2 separate regions of the Homo sapiens genome follow, and region 1 is linked to region 2. A link is a contact called in ENCODE Hi-C or POLR2A ChIA-PET data. All regions are on one chromosome and are shown on one strand. The core of a region is the stretch at or near the end of the contact, and the rest is flanking DNA. Distances in the headings are between cores, read along the strand shown.

The links. A loop is a pair of places that touch in the nucleus more often than their neighbours do. ChIA-PET counts read pairs that join two places held with the same protein, here RNA polymerase II (POLR2A). Pooled maps may share reads with other maps.
Region 1: a map of PC-3 shows a loop between it and region 2 (12-fold over the local background). The contact joins two enhancer-like sites. A Hi-C loop is called at or near these places in 16 of 168 maps with a recorded cell type or tissue (Calu3, IMR-90, PC-3 and 12 more) and 18 of 50 pooled maps. POLR2A ChIA-PET finds 5 or more read pairs at or near these places in 4 of 52 experiments (HEK293, HEK293T, PC-9 and 1 more).

What each region holds. Positions count from the first base shown.
Region 1 is chr18:22,344,537-22,351,370 of GRCh38, forward strand. LOC105372019 (a long non-coding RNA gene) reads right to left here and starts at 4,878. Exons shown (of 2, transcript XR_935282.4): 1 at 4,504-4,878; 2 at 3,310-4,412. Within about 2 kb of position 1,260, at least 6 of the 41 ENCODE cell types and tissues checked have a DNase peak (open chromatin) inside an H3K27ac peak, as active enhancers do.
Region 2 is chr18:22,463,083-22,469,527 of GRCh38, forward strand. LOC124904260 (a long non-coding RNA gene) reads right to left here. Exons shown (of 3, transcript XR_007066305.1): 1 at 1,781-6,445. Among named protein-coding and RNA genes, the nearest start is that of CTAGE1, 48 kb to the left of the region's middle. RefSeq lists enhancers at 4,486-5,685, 4,884-5,178. Within about 2 kb of position 3,734, at least 13 of the 41 ENCODE cell types and tissues checked have a DNase peak (open chromatin) inside an H3K27ac peak, as active enhancers do.

The sequences.
Region 1 (6,834 bases), core at 10-2,509, 120 kb before region 2:
ACCAAGACAGGCTGCACATTTAACAAGCACAGAGTCAGGACTGGACCAGGCAGCCTGGCATCAGAAACTTTTCTCTTGAGACTCCTTTGCACTGCCTGTGTTTTCTGTTTCACTCCTACTGAGATATTAATCACCTACCAAAACTCAAAATACCACGGGAAACAGCATTCTGTGGTGGTTAAGAATATGGACTATGGATATAGAATGCCTGAGTTTACATCTCAGCTCCATCACTTAGCAGCTGTGTCACTTTGGGCATGTTACTTAACTTCTCAGTGCTTCATCTGTAACATAAGGATAATAATAATACTTCTTAGGGTTGCTTGAGGATGAGTTAATATATGTAAGGTAACCCGGCACATGTCCGTGTTAACTATTATTATTATTATTTCATCTCACCTATCTGCAGCTGAACTAGCACCAACGAATCTCATTATATGTGAACTGAATTAGGTTAAGCTCTGGGGTCAGATCCTGATCTCTTTATCTAGTGGTTGACAGTGTCACTCACTGTTGACAGGACAGCCTCTAACAGGGGTTATTGTCATCTCACGCAGTAGTGTTTCCTGTGGGTACAGAGAGTGGCTGCATGCATAAACCAAGGGCTTCTCAACTTTCCAACATATTAATAATAAAATGAAAAGACAGAAAATCACACTTATTGACCAATTCCAAAGGAAATTCATTTTACTTTACCAAATTGTTACCAAAATATTTGCTTATTTCAACTCTGGAAAAATACCTTTGGGAGGATGAAAGGGTTGAACTTTTACTTTTTATGCTTCAAATAACTTCTAAACACAAGCCTGTTTGGTGAAAAGGGAAAAAACCTGTGAATGTCTCACTTTGCAAAAGAACAACAGGAAGCTCTGGTTGGCAAGGTTTTACATGCACTTCAGAGAGTTTAAGGTCAAGGTGCAGAAGGGCTAGTGAGGAACTGGAGCTGAGGCTGAGCTTGTGGCTTAAGGGGTGGGTGCTAGATTTCTGCCTGCTTAGGAGGGGCTGTGCCTCTCCCTTCTCCCTTGGCCAGCTGCTCACAGGAACTTCTTTTTCTGGAGCCTTGTAGAAGATTCATCGTGGTCCCAGCACTTACACATCTGAGCCAGCTCAGGCTGGATGGAAAGTTTTGAGGGCCACCTATTCCTAAATATTCAGGAGGAGAAAAGAAAATCCCTTGCAAATGACAGGAAAAAGCCATCCTTTCTCAATACTTAAACATGACATTATGATTCCTGGAAACCACAACAAAAAAACAGAACAACATTCACTCTGTCTCAAAAATTCAAATAGGCACAAGGCAATGACATATGGTAGTTTTTGTTTCTCACAGAACTGAGATCTGCAGTTCTCAAGGACTTTCTGGATGGTGACTACAGCCAGGGGCAATGAGGTCAGCGTGGCTGGGGCTTTCCGGTCACTGGTGGGCAGAGGAGCACAGGGAGCATGTACTGGGGTTGGATCTATAGGCTGGGAGCCAGCAGGCCTGCACTCAAATGCAGTTCTACCACTTTCTACTTGTGGGGTTTGCTGATAAGGCCTCTCTGCCTCAGTTCCTCAGCTGCAAAGTAGGGAGAATAATAGTATTTGGCTCCCAGGGTGGCTGTGAGCGTTAAATGAATGAAGACATAGCAAGGTGTTCAATACCTTGCACGGGTCAGCTATTTAGTTAATGTTATTTATTATTGTTGTGCTCTGATCCTACTTGTGCAATCAGGGGAATGCCATTAACCTCTTTTTGTCCTTGTTTCTCCCTTATAAAATGGAATAAAAATACTTCTTTTGGGGCTGTTGTAAAGTTTAAATGGAATAGTGTACAAATTGGCATTTATTGAGTTGGGTTCAATAAGTGGTAGCCTTCCCAGGAAGGATCGTTTGGGAGTCTTCTACACCTTAGATTCCCCATGAGATCTTTTCAAAGGCAAATCTGATAACACATCTTTTCTTCCTGGAGAAGCCAAGGTTTGATCCTTGCTCAGAGCAGCTTGAAGCAGCAGTGAGTGAGTAAAGCTGGCACCCCTCCAGCTGAGAGAGGAAACCTGAACAAAACCATGGAAGGAAGTATCTAGAAGGCTTTATGCAGTGCTAGGCACACTTCTAAGGATGTGATAACTTAGTTCAACCTCACACACTCTTACAAGCTGGAACTACTATCATTTCCATTTTGCAGGTGATGAAACTGGATTCAAACCCAAGTCATCTGGCCCTGGAGTCTGTGTCCTGGGCATAACACACTGCCCTGGCATAGGAACTTTCCGAGGAGATAGGAGGCTGAGATCATGGTGGGGAAATGAGCAGAAAGGCTGGTGGGAGTGCTGTGAACACCAGGCCAACCTTCAATTTAAAACAATTCCTTCAAGGAAACACAGCTCCAACTATTCCTTGTCAGCAGAGCAGCTGCACACAGTCCCTTGTCCTGTATGTCCTGATAATCGTCCTTTTCCACTTCCTCTCTCCCCTCCCCCTGGCCGACTTATTGATACCGACGTGGACAAATGAGGTCAGAAAACTTCAGTGACCGCACACAGTGTCCTTCTCTATGGGTCACTCGCTCACAAGGTCAGCACAACAAACCCTCCTGCTGCAAGGATTGTCCCTGGGAAGCTGGGGGAGGAGCCTGCGTGCTTCCGCGTCTCCCTTGACTCCTGCCTGTCCGAGGCCAGAATGGGACTGCGCTGATTAGAGAGGGAGCAATTCTGGAGGGCAGGAGTGAGGTGGAGGAGGTGACCCTGAGCTAGGCAGAAGATCACGTAGGAGGCTGTTCACTGAAATGAGCTTTTGCACTTGGAACATTACATAATCAGAGAACACCTTGTTACCTTGTTTTGGTAATAATTAAGAGTTCAAATCAATCACCTTTCCATTCATTATTTTTAAAACGACAGATGTCAGAAATCTAAACCTTGTTTTTACTGTTTTGGGGGATGCGGGGAAGCGAGATTAGCCAGCCTCTGAATCACCCACCCACATGTGGTACATTCCTTGGGGTAATTAGAAGATTGTATGTTCCTCTTTCCAGAGATACTTGAAGAATCATACTGTAAATTTGTGTAACATTTTATAAATTATTTTGCGTACATTTTTAGGAGATGAGAAATCATTTTGTTTCAGATTAAAAACTCTCTCAAAATAAAATCTAAATATCTCTTCCTGGACATAGCTTTTTTCAGACTGCAACTGCAGAATGGGGCTTTTTTCTATCTCTCTTTATTTAAAGATCACATAAATTTTAAGAAAAGAAAGCCACTGGTTTTAGGAGTCTAAGAGCAAAGATTTAGAAAGAAGAAAGAATACGCCTTTGGAAGATCTGCATACTTTGGAAATGAAGAGAGTTTTATTTCTTAGAGACAGGAGGAAGATTTATAGATTTATGTTTCCTCCATAAGACAAATGACCGAAGCGCACGTTGTTGGTTTTTTTCAGCACTAAATCTAATCAATAACCTTTGTTACGAAAGAAACAAATAATCGCTAAAGTTTAGTAAAGGTATAAAATTCACTAGGTTCTAGTGTTCGGGTTATTTGAAACGTGTGTGTGTGTCTCTCTCTCTAGAGCTGTGCTTCAGCTAATTCCTGTTAAATAGTTATGGAGTATTTTTTTCTTTTTGCTACGAGCCTTGCAACATATGAGACAAATCAGACAAGTTTAGAATCACAGAATGTTAGGGCTGGAGAGGACGTGGCGCTAGCCGCGTGCCCAGAGTTTACAGTTGAGACGTTGAGGCCCCCAGAGCTGCTGAGACTTGCCCAGTGTCACCTAGCTGCTGAGGCCCGGGGACCTCGTTGTCGCATCCGACCTGGGGCGTGCGCAGCTCTAATTCTCCGCTCTGAATGCTGGCCCTGGAGTTGCCCCTGCTCTCTCACAGCTCAATACTTGGGGACCAAACTCTCTCTCTTTCTGCTCCCCTCACCCCCACCAAGCGCCGTACCCACCTCCCTCGCTATCAAACAAAAGCTCCAGGCATTGGAAACGTTTCCCCGCCGGGAGCGCCAGGGTCCGGCCGCGCTGCGGGGTCGGTCTGCGCGCGCGGCGGGGTGGTGGGCGCGTCTGGCCGCCCGGGTCTTCAGGCGCGCAGCGACGCCGGCCCGGGCCGCCGGTCTCAGCGCCCGGCTCCGGCTGGGCGGCCCCGGACGCGCCGAGCCAGGCTCGCGGGGGTCAAGTCCAGGTTGCGGCGCAGGAAGGCGGCGGGGGAGGGGCGGGCCGGCCGCGCCCTCACCCCCTCTTCTCCGCGCCCAGTGCGGAATGATGGGCCGGTTCCCTCGGTGTGGTATGTCTGTATAAACATCGTTAGCCTCCGGGCCGACACGTGGTGCATTTTTAATTTCGCCTTACAAATTGCGGCCTCCTGGCGCTGGAGAAGCGGTGGGGGACCTTGACTCCCCGCCTTTCGGGTGCATTCCTGGGCTCCCGGCTGCCTAGACACGAAAGGGTGCTGTGCTTCCTGGCTTCGCAGCGCACCTCATTTGTAACATTATCTGTGCTAGGGAGTCAGTCTTTCCTACTTACCTGGAACTGGCAAAACGTGGCTGCATGGTAGGGTTGACTCTTAATCTCCCGGGGCGGGAGCAGAGCGCAGAATCCTCTTTCCACTCTATGTTCGCAACCACAAGCCCCGACAAGCGGCGCTGGCTGCTCCGTCCCGTCTGCGGGCCGCGGCTGCTCCGTCCCGTCTGCGGGCCCCAGGACCATGCGCTTCCCCGCGTCGCCCTCACCTGCGTCCCCACCACCTTTCCATAGCGCTCAGTCCTCTCCCACCTCCCCGTCTCGCTCACTTAGCGCACAGAGCCTCATCCGGAACCGCCCCAAACCCAAACCCTTTAAAAATCGATTTCGGCATCCCTCAATTCTCTGCTTTCTTCTTCCTGGCAGGAGGGGAATCATGCTCCTTACTTGGGAGGTTGTATTTTGAGGCAGATCATACAAATGACAAAGATGGAAATCCCTCAGAGCCTATGGCAGTTTTGACTTTAAACATGAGGCGAGTTAACAAGGCAAGCAGCGATAAATTCAGCCCAGGGCACGACCCAGCACTAAATCCTCCCTTACAGTGTCCAGATTTCTGGCCAAGTTGTCAATGTGATGCCCTCTTTCTCCACTGGCCTCCTCAACTCCCTTTTAGGTTGTGTTGTTTTTGTTGGTTCACTTTTGTTTTACTGCCAAGTTATCTCTGCCACCACTCCCCACCGCCCTCATTTTCTGATTCTGTTTTCCAAGTTTCTTACGCATGACCAGAATAACACACCCCACGCTTCTCCTGCTAAATCCCTCAAACTGCTGCCCTAGTAGAAATTTTGGAACAAGTTCGTGGCAGAACATTTTGTTCATTCCCCTACATGAGCTGCTGAAAGATGGAAGAACATGGTATTTGCTGGGAATGAAAACATGGGAAAAGCTTTTGGAACCGACACCGCTATATTCTTTTTGTCCCTTGCACAAGGTAATCGTGTATCCTTCACATTCTATATAAAAACAACCTACAAAAAACATGTAGCCCCCCGCCACTGGAGATGATCAGTACTGGGCAGGGTTAACCAAGAAGCACTTAGTGTGCCTGAGTAAATAGTGCGGGAAGGATGACAGCATGTTAGACTAATAGGCTGATCATAGCGATAAACTTGTCCCAAAGATTCTTTCCGCTTTACGTTGAACAGTTACTTTGCTTCAAAGGAAATGGGTAAATGGTGTTGGTTTTATGGCCTGGAACCCTCTACTCAGACAGCTACACAACAAGCCTGCATTAAACGTTGTGTTATCTTCCTGCTCCGTCAGATTTAGAAAGAAATAATATTATTACATACACCATAGTTTATTTCCCTCTTGATGTTCTACAAAAGGAAGGAGATCAAGTTACACGCGGAATAAGTGCTCCATGGAATAAATGGTCCACAAGGTAGAAGTAAGCAGATGATTCTGCCTGCCTACCTGACAGTGGTGGGGATTATACAAGGTAAGAAATAAAAAGAAAATGAGGATTTTCCCAAACACATAAAGGTTCTTTAAGCCTCACTCTGTTTCATGCTTTTGCTTTTGCTCAGCCGTAATAATAATGATAGTGATAATAATGGTAACTGCTAACATTTGCCAAATATTTATGATGTACTGAGCCCTGTGCTAAGCCCTTGCATACATGATCTTATTTAATTCTCACAGAACTTCAGTGGGGTGGGTCCCTTTTATCCCAATTTTATAGGTAAGGAAATGGAGTCAGAAAGAGCTTATGTAACTTGCCCAAGGTCACACTGCAAGGAAACAGAAGTGAATTTAAAGTACTACTTTTAGCCCCTGTACACTTCTGCCTCCTATGTGATTTCATGCTGAAAAGCCGTTGGCAAAATCAATCAAGAAATGAAATCAGCTCTATTAAACGTTGGATTCTGAAAATAGTTACTATTAACCATTAATGGGGCACTTAGTATGAGCTGCTCCTCAAGGTAGTTGTGTAGTATCATCCCCAATTTGAGGAGGACGCACCAAAGGCTTGAACAAGCTGAATGACTTTCTGAAGTTCATGTGGTGGCAGAGCTGGTGTTTGAACCCAGATCTTTTCACTCCTGAGCCTGGACTTTTAACCTTGCTGCTGTGTGTGGTATCCTCTGCTCCCTGGCACGTGTCGCTTTGTGTGTGTGTGTGTGTGCGTGCGTGCGTGTGTGTGTGTGTGTGTGTGTGTTGGGGGAAGGGAGATGGAGAAGTCCACGTAGGCTGAGCAGCAAGAAAGAAGCCTTTTTCTCCAATAATCTGTAGCCCTCCTTCAAATCCTATCAAGTGACTGAAATTGCTCTGGTGGCCCTGACAATAGAGAAATTAGGAAGGGCACAGTGACTGTAGCACAGGGCTTAG
Region 2 (6,445 bases), core at 2,484-4,983:
GCTTCTACTCAAATGGTCCACCCTTCTTTCTTCTCAAACAGCCCATCAGAGGCTCATTCCTGAGCTTTGATCTGTTGCAGTGACCGATCCTGTCAGCTCTTCTCCTGTGGCCATACCGCTACCCCTTCTCTCTCTCAAGGCTCTCTCCTCACGGTGTGACGCTGCTATCCAGGGCCCCTTCCCCTTGGGATGCCCTGTCTCCACTTTGCTGACAGCACTCCTGGTGGCCCCCAGGCTCTGCCCTCCTTTTCTGTCTTCTTCCTGGAGTCCCTCTCTCCTGGTGCTGTAGCCTGCTCCTGTAGCTCCACATGCCATTTGCAATGCACCCGTATCCCCAAATCCAAAGCACCCTCTCTCTGTGAATTTTATCTCTAATTTTAGTTTTCAGTTAAAAACTGTTTTTAACCCAATCTTTAAAGTGCCTTGCAAATGCTCTTCCTCTGCATGAAGCCGTCCTTATTCTCGCAGTTGGGATTGTGGCAGCCCACCTCCCAATCCCTGCCCATGCTTTCTCATGGGTGTAATACTAACCCCCAGGGGGCAAAAATGGGTTCTTGGAAGAAGGAGCAAAAAATTCTGTTCCTTTAATGTACAAGTACAGACTACATATAGTATATCAACAGACATATGGTATATCTGTGATGTCAGAGTCTCCTGGGGGCAGGGCAATTAGGAAAAAAAATTCTTAAAAGGCTCCTTATGAAGGGGTGATCATGAAAGGAAGGTTGAGAAACACTACTCTTGACATTTGCACCAAGATGTCAAGGACACACACCAAGCCCATCTTGTTCAAAACCTAATGAGCTCCCCTCCCTCATCTCACTCCTGATTCCCCAACCCACACCGCCCATACCCTTGTCACAGCTAATGTCATGGTCAGTCAGCCAGTGCCCATGCCAGGGTCCTTAGTGATAGTTGGCGCACTTTCTGTCCTCACATCCCATATCTAATCACGCTGTATCAGTCCGTTTTCATGCTGCTGATAAAGACATACCCGAGACTGAGTAATTTATAAAGAAAAATAGGTTTAATGAACTTACACACAGTTCCACGTGGCTAGGGAGACCTCACAATCATGACGGAAGGTGAAAGGCACATCTTACGTGGTGGCCAACAAAGGGACAATGAGAGCCAAGTGAAAGGTGTTTCCCTTTATAAAACCATCAGGTCTCGTGAGACTTATTCACTACCACAAGAACAGTATGGGGGGAACTGCCCCCATGATTCCATTGTCTCCCACTGGGTTCCTCCCACAACACATGGGAATTACGGGAGCTACAATTCAAGATGAGATTTGGGTGGGGACACAGCCAAACCATAACACATACCAAGCCCTCCAGGTTGTACTGCCACTTTCTCTCTTGCACCTGTCCCTCATGCCATGCCAGCCACCTGCCTGAGTTTAGGGCCAGGTCACCTCTTGCCTGGATCACTGCAATGACCTTCCAAATCGTTTTCACCCCCTCCCCACTCTAATCTATCTGTCATTCTGCCACTAGAGAGAACTTTCTAGAGCACAAACTCATGATTTAATGTTCATGTATTTGAAGTTTGATTTCAGTTTGCTTCAAATAGAAAGTCTCTAGAATAAAAGACAAGTCCACCAGCATTTTTCCAGATCCCTTTCCTGTATTCCTCTACAGTCATGCTGTATTCTACCACAGTTGACTGCTGTGCCTTCCCTGGAATTCATTCTATATGTTCATATCTTTCTGCCTTTTTTTGTATCAAATCTCCTCAGAATTCCTTTTTCCACTCTTTTCACCTGAACTATTCTTACCTCAAGGCCTGCTTAAATGTTCCATCTTCTGTTGAGTCTTGCCTCATGTGATTCCGGGCAGAAACACTTGCTGCTTTCTTTCTGCTTCTGCAGTGCAACACACGTGTTTATATAACAGGGAATGGACCACATTGCTTTTCAGTTGTCCTCCTTCTATGTAAATTTGAAGAAGGATACTTATCAAATTGACACAGGTTTTGAGAAAAATACTCTTACGTGCAAAGTGTTGTGCTGGACATTGGAACAGTAGAAGTGAATAAAGAAGGCTTGCCTTCATGAAGTTTAAAATCTGGTGGGAAAGACATGTATTCAGCAAGTCATTTTAACAAATAATCATTTAAATACTGCTGTGAGAACTGCCACAGTGGAAAGATATAGGATGCTATGAAAGAAAAAACAGAGAAATCCACCTTCCCCCAAAGGGGTCGACACAGCTTTTCTGGAGAAAAGGTCTTTAAACTAAGACCAGAATGAGTTAGCTGGGTGAAGAATATATTCCAGGGTGAATATATTTTGGGCAGAGGTAATAGCCCTTGAGGATACCTTGTGATAAGAAAGAGCCTGAGATCATTGAAGACCAGAAATAACAAAACAAACAAACCAATATACAAACAAAAAGTGGGTGTACAGGTAATAAGAGAGAGGTGTGGCATGACACCACCGAATGGATTTATGACGAAAGGAGTCACTTGCTGAATCTGAAAGGGAAACTTCATCTTCTCTGCCTCCTGGCACCACACAGATAGGCCACTGACCTGGGTCCACATGGCAATGTTTTTGTCCTTTTTGTCATATTGCCTGAAATATAGACTCAGAAATATTTTTTTCTATGACCAAAAAATTGCTAAAAATTCTGATAGAAATGGATGATTCAGGCCCAACACCTTCTAGAAGTACTCCAATTTCGGTATGTGCTGTTTTGAGAGCCCACGTCTTACACAAGTGTCTAACAGCCATGTGAGGTGTGATTTTTCAGGATATCACCTTGATGCATGGTAACATGGCCCCATAATGAATAAGAGCATTTTACTGTACCTGAAACTCTGGGGTCAAGTCATATGGCTACGAATGTGGAGCAAAGCAATATGGAAACAATATGTTCAACTTTATGACTAGTAACTCATTGGCTCATGGACAGCTTTGTCCCAGCTTCTCTGGGGGTAGTTTTCCTGCTGCATGGCACACATTTGAGGAGCACTGGAAGTCCCACAGTTTTTCCCACACTACAGTATTCTGAGTATTGCAAGTAGAGATGGAACGGAGAGTGGGTTTGTCAAAATAAGCCAGCCCCACATTGAAAAAGTCACGTGTGCTTGGTGCTATCCACAAACATGAGTCACCCAGGGAGGTATGTAGATGCTTGTGACAAGAGAGGAGAGGCCTAAAAATAACAGTTCCACTGAAGGGTGGAGCTACAGGCTGCTGGTGTGTCATGTTTGGCTGCTGCTTCTGAAAATTCCTTCAGTTAAAGTAGCAAGTGGGATGACAGCTGCAGATACCTGGCTTTCAGGAGAGAAGTGTAGCAGGTATCCATTGAGGGGGGATTTCAGGGTCATGAACTCCTCCTTATTACTTATTTCCTGAAGCTGATGTGTGAAAATCCATACAAGAATCCCACATCTTTAGTTAAAGACTTTGATCCCCAATAAATCAGAACGACAGCACATTCGGCTGTTCTCAGTGACACATTTGAAGGTTGCTGGAGATACAAGGATGCTCAGAGTGTCTTCTTTTACTTTCTTTTAACTTTCTCCTGCTGTTCCATATACTACATGAGGGCAAGGACCTTGTTTGTCCTGTTTTCAGTTCCATCCTCGGTGTCTTGCACAGAGCAGGAGCTAAATAAATATTTGCTTAAGGAAAAATGGAAGGAATGTGTCTAGCCCAGCCCTCTTAGTTTGCAGGCAAGAATACTGAGCAGGGAGAAGAAACTTGCTCAGGATCATGCAACCTATCAGCAGGGGTAGGAGGGAAGCCAGCCTCTGACTCTCCACCCAGTGCTCTCACCTTTCCAACAAGCTAGCAATGACTCAGTGTGGCTAGAAGTGTCTTGTTGAGGGCAAAGACCAAACACGAGGTCTCTGGCTACTAGGCTGAGGTGGACAGTATGGGGCAGCAGTTCTGAGGGGGGCCAAAAGATAGTGAACTTCACTGGGAGGAGGTGACAAAGACAAGGCTTGCCACTGGAGGCTGCCCAGCAAAGTTTCAAGGGCACAGTGGTGCTCCTTTCTGAGCCTGTTGTGTTTGCCTAAATTTGTTTTTAATAAAACCTAGGAGAAAAGCACAAGTTCCTGGAGCAGCAGGGGCTGATGGCTTGTGGTCTGCTCAGGACCACAGACTTCACCTTATGCAGACAGCTCTATGGTCATTAATACTGAAGGCATGTGTGCTTTTTTTGTGTTTTGTGTTTTTCTTTTAATAATCAGACAATAGTTTACATCTGTGCATTGGCGAGGAGTCATGAAGAAGAGCATCCAAACAAAGATGAGAGAAGCCAGACTGGCAAGTGGGCTGGCTGGAAAAGAGAAGAGAAGCCAGACACAGTACTTTGTCTTTAGTCTCCATGGATAAAAATGCTTAAAGTTCACCGTGGGGAGAAGGGAGGGGAGGGAAAGGTCTTGAAGGATTCCCAGTGGATACAAACAATGGTCATTTTTGAAGCCAGTTTGCATTTAGTCTCACACTCTCTTGTCTTAAAACACTTCTGAAGCACAAGGCTTCTGAGAGAGTAGGGCAGTTGCAGGAGCAGCAGGAGGGGGCTGGGGTGGGACTGGGGTGTAGGGAGAGGCCTGAAGGACCCTCCTGGCCCCACATTCCTCAAGGCACCTAACAAGGAAGCAGAACCCTACCTGGTTAGAGGTCCATGTTCCAGAATCGATGGGTTCTACTGCTGTGCCCAGTCAACAGGATACCTAAGCTTTGACTTTGGGTCACTAAAGATTGTTTCTAGACAAAAGCCCTAGCTCACAAGTCTGGGGGCAGCTTGGGACTTTGTTTAGGCCAGGTTTACCAGCTTGGTGTGAGAATAGCATCAGATATTGGTTACAGTGGTGGGATACATTCCAAGACTCCCAGTGGATGCCTGAAACCTCGAGTAGTACTGACCCTACATATACATGCTTTTTCCATGTGAGAACTGAGATGACTACTACGTGACTAAGGGTGGGGAGTTTCTACAGTGTGGATATGCTAGACAAAGGCATGATTCACGACCTGGGCAGGATGACGAGAGATTTCATCATGCTGCTCAGAATGGCACGCAATTTAAAATTTATGGATTGTTTATTTCTGGAATTTTTCATTTAATATTTTTGGACCATGGATGACTGAAGATAACTGAAACCTTGGAAAGTGAAATTGCAGATAAGGGAGATTACTGTACAGGTTTACGTTGACTCAGTCTTCCTACTATGGCTTGAATGTTCGTGTCCCTTCCAAAATTCACAAAATAACATTGAAACGTTATCCCCAAGGCAACAGCATTAAGAGGTGGGGCTTTTAGGAGGTGATTAGGCCATGAGGGCTCTGCCCTTATACATGGGATTAGTGCCTTATAAAAGGGCTGGGGAAAACCAGCTAGGTCCCTTTTGCCCTTCCATCTCTTTCACAAGTTGAACCAACAAGGTGCCATCTTGGAAGCAGAAAGCAGCCCTCACTAGACACAGAATCTGCCAGCACCTCAATCTTGGACTTCCCAGCCTCCAGAACTGTGAAAAACAAATTTCTGTTGTTTATAAATTAGTCTGTGGTATTTTGTTATAGCAGCATGAACAGACTAAGACACTACCCCGGTCTGTGTATTTGGGCATAGAATTAACAATTATTTGATTCTCTCTCCTTGCCACACAGCTGCTGCCAGGGGATGGGGGCAGGGTGGTGTCGGCGATTCAACACTGTCTTTCCTTCTCTCTTCGGTGCCTCTTTCCTTGCTATGGTGTTAAACACAGGTACTGTGATCACTCACCTGACTTTCGGTTCTTATGGCGGTGCTTTCTTGGTGGATGGTGGTTCAATTTGGTGTTCCTTTGGCAAGGTTTGGGTGGGAACCAGTAGCTTTGATCAAGCTACTGCATGGAAAATCCCACAGGGATCAACTTACTTCATGTTATAGCCAGAGCAGGTTCTAGAATCTAGTGCTCAAGCAGCTTGTAGGATTTCAATTTAGAGATTAGGGAAGCTCCATCAGCTGAAGTAGGGTGAGGCTGGTTAAGGAATAGAAATAAAATGGAAGTAGTTCAGATCATTTCTCATTTAAAAAATTTTTTTATTAAAACAAATAACAATCTTCTGATTGATTGTCAAGGACGTGACGGAGTCTGAGAGGCTATATATTTTGAATTCGGGTTGTAAAGCACAGACATCCAAACCAACAGAACTCCCACACACACTTCAGGAATGCAGAGGGTTTTTGTTTGTTTTGGTTTGTTTTTTTTTTTTTTTAAGTTTTAGTAAGAACATTTTCTAAACATATACTGAATAAGGTTGTACTTGATAGTCCTGGTAATGGTAATAATGATAACTGAGAAAAAAGTGGAGAAGTAAAGGAAGCAGAAAAAATTAAGGCAATCCTGACAGCAATTCAGATAGGTAATCTACATAAATTAGTCAGTTTCCTTATCAGAGATTTACATGTTAAAACCACTTGATATAACCCAGCAGGAAATT